Regions from separate parts of the Homo sapiens genome. Here region 1 is linked to region 2. A link is a loop called in an ENCODE intact Hi-C map of the cell type or tissue named here. Cell type or tissue: B cell. All regions are shown on one strand. Each heading gives the region's core, and the rest is flanking DNA. Links, peaks and the distances in the headings are about the cores only.

Evidence for each region. Hi-C counts contacts between places; a loop is a spot of excess contacts. Peaks named below come from ENCODE experiments on the same cell type or tissue, not always from the same donor. Only the 100,000 strongest peaks of a DNase experiment are listed, where the experiment ranks them.
Region 1: a loop joins it to region 2, with 11 times the contacts of the local background. A loop is called at or near these places in 2 of 110 quality-filtered maps.

What each region holds. Positions count from the first base shown.
Region 1 is chr15:43,513,326-43,516,229 of GRCh38, forward strand. It overlaps a transcript of MAP1A not described here. Among named protein-coding and RNA genes, the nearest start is that of MAP1A, 2.8 kb to the right of the region's middle. In B cell, for the core only: a CTCF peak has its summit at 1,356 (motif pointing left); a DNase peak (open chromatin) is centred at 1,346; H3K27me3 peaks cover 947 bases.
Region 2 is chr15:44,535,365-44,538,268 of GRCh38, forward strand. EIF3J (eukaryotic translation initiation factor 3 subunit J) reads left to right here and starts at 1,783. Exons shown (of 8, transcript NM_003758.4): 1 at 1,783-1,873; 2 at 1,960-2,063. The coding sequence starts at 1,831. EIF3J-DT (EIF3J divergent transcript) reads right to left here and starts at 1,559. Exons shown (of 2, transcript NR_034170.1): 1 at 679-1,559; 2 at 1-110. RefSeq lists enhancers at 451-1,238, 926-1,375 and silencers at 1,546-1,715, 1,906-2,215, 2,236-2,285. In B cell, for the core only: a CTCF peak has its summit at 1,329; a DNase peak (open chromatin) is centred at 1,707; H3K4me3 peaks cover 2,035 bases; H3K27ac peaks cover 1,960 bases.

The sequences.
Region 1 (2,904 bases), core at 278-2,777, 1.0 Mb before region 2:
TCAGGAAAAAAAAAAAAAGAAAAAGGAGCTAGGCATCTAGTCATGTTACTGGAAAATGTTGACACACCAATCCATCAGCTTAGTGGAATATAAAATCCATCCAGGTCAACAGCCACTGCAACTGAATGATTGAATTCATGTCTTATACAGATAATTCTCAATTACTCAGTATAGTAGTCACCTTTCCTTAATTATCTCTCCTCCTTTTCCACTGCTCCTAACTGCCAAATCTTTGATCACTTCCTGATCACTGATACTTATAGATGCTGCTAGGAAGTTGGAGAAAATAAGGCTAATATGACTAAAGCTCCATTAGCCTAGGAATATATACAGCAATTTTATATTAATATATGTGAGGCTGACATCTTCCTGATGTGACTGGCTTCCTGTAAAGCAGGCTACTCACTCTTTTGAGAATGTTTCTGTTTAGAATTACTCATGTCATGGCTTCCTCCATTTATCCCTAATGATGAAAATCGGCAGTTTTACCACTTAGTACTCCTAGGAGCTTTGGTGAAAGGCCAGATACAGGGATGACAGAGGATGAAATTAATGACTGAACAGAAGTTTGGGGATTATCTGCTGATGTTAATAATTCACACTGAATGCTCTAACCTTGTCCTTTTGGCTACAGAGACTTGAGAGTAGGCTGCTTTCTGGAATAATGTAAGAAATGAAAAGAAGTTAAACCAAAGTACTTAGCCATTCTTCAGATTAAGATGCAGCGATACTTGGGAAGACACTTACAGAGAGAACATAGTTATTCTCAGGCACTTCTTAGAAATGAGCATTGATATATAAACACCTACTAGGCCCTTTCCATCAAAGAGTTTGTCTGTGGTGTCCTCAAGGAGCTTAGGGCCATGTACCCTAGATCAGAGCTTACTTTGGCATACTGCATATTTTTAGGTTTGGACATTTTTATCATGGTCTGTCTATGTCACAGGAGAATAGTAGAGAATTTCCTGGAAAAACCCACACAGCTCAAGACAGCCACAGCCCCACCCCTGCTGGCTCCTCTTTCAGCTGTCCCCACAAACAACAGTCAGCCCAGAGCAGCTGCAGACACTGCCCCTCCCTCCAGCCTTCTGTTAGTGAGGACGCAAAGGGGACCAGGCAGCTGGGATGAGCTCAAGGGGATATGCTAGTGCCTTATGGCTTGACTACCCCACAGGCTGGGCCACCATTCCTATCACCTATCCTCAAGCCCTGGGCCAAAATGCTGAGAAAGCAGACAAAAATGTATCCTACAGTGACAAGGAGAGTGCACTTATTCCTAGGCACTGCCCCCTCCACATTGACATACCCACACACAGAAAAGAAGGGACCCTCTGATAAAGAGTCAGTGGCCCAGCTCCTTCTAGTGGTCAAGTCTGGTAAAAGCTTTCAAAGGTGATTTTTGCACCAGGTAGTCTCTCCAGTGGTGACTTTCTAACCCCTACAAAAAATCTGGATCTTCCGAGCATTCTAATACAAATTCAGAAACAATTAGGACAGTGGAAAACTGAGTTTCAATAACTCTCTGATTCTTTTACTATTGGATACCTATAGGAAATAGAAGGGGGCTTATAATTCATAACTAATATTCTAAGACTCTAAAAAACACAGGGCCGGGCATGGTGGCTTATGCCTGTAATCCCAGCACTTTGGGAGGCCGAGGTGGGTGGATCACTTGAGGTTAGGAGTTTGAGACCAGCCTGGACAACATGTTGAAACCCTCTTCTACTAAAAATACAAAAATTAGCCGAGGGTGGTGGTGCACACCTGTAATCCCAGCTACTCGGGAGGCAGGAGAATTGCTTGAACCCAGGAGACAGAGGTTGCAGTGAGCTGAGATCATGACATTGCAGTCCAGCCTGGGCGACAGAGCTAGACTCCATCTCAATAAATAAATAAATAAAAATACAGGCTGAGGGACCAGTCTGGAGGCCTTCGGTCTGACTCTCCATTTCCACTGACGGACTTAGGAAGTGATAGCTCTATTACTTCTACCAATACAACAGTTACCCTGAATTAATACAGCAGCTCATTAACCCCTGGAACCGGGGTCTGCATTGCTGTCTGAAATGGGAAAGCAAGGACATGAATAGGACTTCAAATCTCATACTGCAGGCATCTTTAGTTCTGGGTTTACCTGGGAGCTAAGAGTACTCCAGAGTTGATCTGGTCTGAGATCCTGATTTATGATTTCCTTGATCACCTAGATGACCTCTCAGAAATCTTCCACAAAAGGGAGAAAGACTTCCAGTGGCATTTGTACATTGCAGATTTGGAAGTCTAGGAATGAAGAAGCTTTTTTTTCATCTTTTATACAATTCAAACCTCACAGCATTATCGGAGGATGGTACTAATATTATACTCATTTCATAGTTTATGAAGTAGGCTCTGAGAGAGGTTAAGTCTCTTGTTTAGCAGCATGATTAGTAAAATGGTGGATCAAGTCTCAAATCCAGGGTTTCATATCTTACTTTGTAGCTCAGCTCAAGCCTCTCTTTCTTCTTTGGCATCTCACCATTTCATTGCAGCAGAGCCTAGGAATACAGCAGGTGGAGAGTTGGTTGTGGTGGGTAGCTGTTCAGAGGGTGAAGGCTGAAGGAAAACTCCACTGTGAGTTGGCACCATGCCCAGGGTGTGGCCCTTGGGGGTGGCAGCTGAGAATATGGGTGGGCTCTGTATTGGTCTGGGAAATGTTATTTTGTTCGTAAACTAAATGTCTACTTAAGTTTCCCTCCTAACACACTCCAGAAAGCCCTAGAAAGCAGGGAGGAGATAGAAGGCTTGAGGTGGGAGGAAATAAGAACGATGAAGTTGCAGAAGAGGGGTATTTCCCTTTTGTGATGCTCAGAACTCAGCCTGGTTTTCCCTGTGTATCTCTGCAGATGGCCGCTTCTACCCAAACGGGGT
Region 2 (2,904 bases), core at 174-2,673:
CTGATCCACCTTTATAAATGGCTGTCTGTAGATCATGGCCTCTCACATTTTAACTGGGCTGTAGAATATGTATTGAAGGATCATCTTTATAAAATGTTTATTTGTAGACTCTGAAAAGATAACACCAGAAAGGGGGAACAATGGTTACCACTAGAAAGAACGGAGCGGAGCAGCTGATCGTTGTATCTACCTTTTTTGTTTTTTTTTTTTTTTTGAGACGGGTCTAACTGTCGCCCAGGCTGGAGAGCCGTGGCGCGATCTCGGCTCACTGTTGCAACCTCCGCCTCCCGGGTTCAAGCGATTCTCCTGCCTCAGCCTCCCTAGTAGTGGGGATTACAGGCGCCCGCCACCACGCCCAGGTGATTTTTGTATTTTTAGTAGAGGTGGGGTTTTACCATGTTGGCCAGGCTGGTCTCGAACTCCTGACAGCAAATGATCCGCCCATCTCGGCCTCCCAAAATGCTGGGATTACAGGCGTGAGCCACCGCGTCCTGCCCACGTATCTACCTTTTTATCACATGAATGTTGTACCAAGTTCGCGTATTACATATTTGAAAATAAATTGCGAAAATAACAAAAACAAAATCCATCTACTGGCTAGCTCTTTAAAATCCTGCGGGGGAGCCCAGTGGCCCAACGGCGAAGTTTAGCCCATCTTGCCCTTTCTGGTCAGTGTACCTGTTCCATTTATCTCTGACTGCGCCACTCAGTCAGGTGAGGGACCACTGGAGTTTTCTACCGGAAATGCACTTCAGCAAATGCCACTTGCTCTCTCCAACTTCAGTTTCAACCAGCGCCTACCTCAGGAAGCCTTCCTTCATCCTCCGGCCCCCGCCGCCGCTAAGGTTATCCTTTTACATTCAACCTCATAATGCTGCTTTTTGTGGCAGTCATCACAGTGTCGAAATTTGTTTACATGTCCATCTTTGCTACTTGATGGAGGGCAAAGATACACCTCATACCTAGCATAGACCCCAGGAGGTCCGAAATTGTTCTGCGAAAGAAAAAAAAATCAATGTGCTGGCCTCAAAGGGGCTCACAGGAAGGGAAAAGCCTCGAAGACTAAGGCTCTCTTCGATTCCTTCGTGACTAACTCGAGGCAAACATGCCAGGAACGCGGCTCTCCCCACCCGCTCCTGCATCTGCGCCCGGGGATCGCCGGATTCCAGAGGGGTCCCCTCCACCTAGCGCGCGACGACTCCCTCTGGGGTCCCGGAAGCCCGGCCACCGACCCCACAGGCGGGCGTGGCCTCAGAGCCCTCTTCTGAGCACGGCGTGGGTATCCGCAGGCGGCCATGGACGGTGATCACAGTGACCAGAGGGACAGCGCACCCTCCGGTCGAAGCGGGGTAGGCGTTGGCAGGGGAGGGGCGACGAAGACTGGCGAGGTTCAGGCGCCAGCCAAAGAACCACTCTGCTAACTTCCTGGCACTTACGTTTCCTACCCGGGGCCCAGAGTCGGGCGGCGGTCTTCCAGCACCACGAACTCCAGTACTGGTCTGCGTTGTAGGGAGCTGGAAGCCCGACCCAGCACTCCTCAGCCCCCTGTGCCCCTCCCTCTGCTCTTTCCGCCCCTCCCTCCGCCCCCCTCCGCCCCCCCCTCCGCCTCTCCCTCAGCCCCGCAGCGCCACCGACCGCGTTCCCCGCCCACTTCTTACCCGCGCGCGTCGCCGCCGCCGCCTGAGGGGGCGTGGCCTCGGCTCGGCGCACAGTCAGCCACGGTCCCATCCTGCTCCGCGCCGGTCAACGAGAGCAAACCCAGTGACTCACCTCCGCCGTGCTAACTCCTCGCTAGCTCTCCCTCTCACACACGCTCACACCCGGCTCGAGATGGCGGCGGCGGCGGCGGCGGCGGGGGACTCGGACTCCTGGGGTGAGGAGAAGTTGCTGGGGCAGGGCCCGGGCCGGCGCCGGCCCCACGCAGTGGCAGGCACTAACACGGCTCGCTTTCTTCCGTAGACGCCGACGCTTTCTCCGTGGAAGACCCAGTGCGGAAGGTGGGGGGCGGCGGCACTGCCGGCGGGGACCGCTGGGAAGGCGAGGACGAGGACGAGGACGTCAAGGTGGGTGCGGGCTAGGGCGCCGGGCAGCGCGGAAGCGGGCTGGCGCTGTTGCCGGCCGACTCTGGGCCCCGGGTCGCTGCCGGGGCCTGCGGGCCGTGGGTCCAGGCGCGAGCATAGGGCCTGGCGGTGCTCTCTTCCCCTCCGCTTGCCGGCCATGTGTGGGCCGAAGACTGGCAGCGTGGCCTCCCGGACTCCCTCGCCGGTTGAGAGTCTGCTCTCCGGCGTGGATCCCACCCGCCGGCTGGCGACGAAAGGTGACAGCATCGGCCGGGTCGGCCCACGTGCAAGCTTCGCGGTCCGGAGCCTCTCGCAGGAATGAGACCGGGAAGTTGGGAATTGAGCCTTGTAGCTTATCCATATGGAAAGCCTTGAGACTCGCCTGTCTTTTCGAGCTCAAGTCAGCCCAGGGCCAGTAACTCATTTATGACCCTGAGGTCTACTTATACAGTTTGTTCGAGGGATTAGATGAGTGAAATATTGTAGTTGAATTTCAACCTTTTTTTCCCACACGAGACAGCTAGAAACAGTAAAGGGAAATAACTTTTGGCTCTCCCTTCCCCCACCCTGTGGTAAAAAGAATGAACTGACCACTGAGATAGCCCGCAGTTAGTGGACAGAAACCCAGGTAGTTCACACCGTGACCTGAGAAATGGAGAGACGACAGTTACTCAACTACACACATACGACACCTAAGGAAATATTGAAGATTTGGTGGTGGTTGTAGATGACGGGCCCGTGGTTTTTTGTTGTTGTTGTTGTTTTGTCTGTGCCTTGTAGATAATCATTTTTACCTCAGTCGTTTGATTTTGAAAACTCCGAAGGGTTCATTATACAGCTGTAA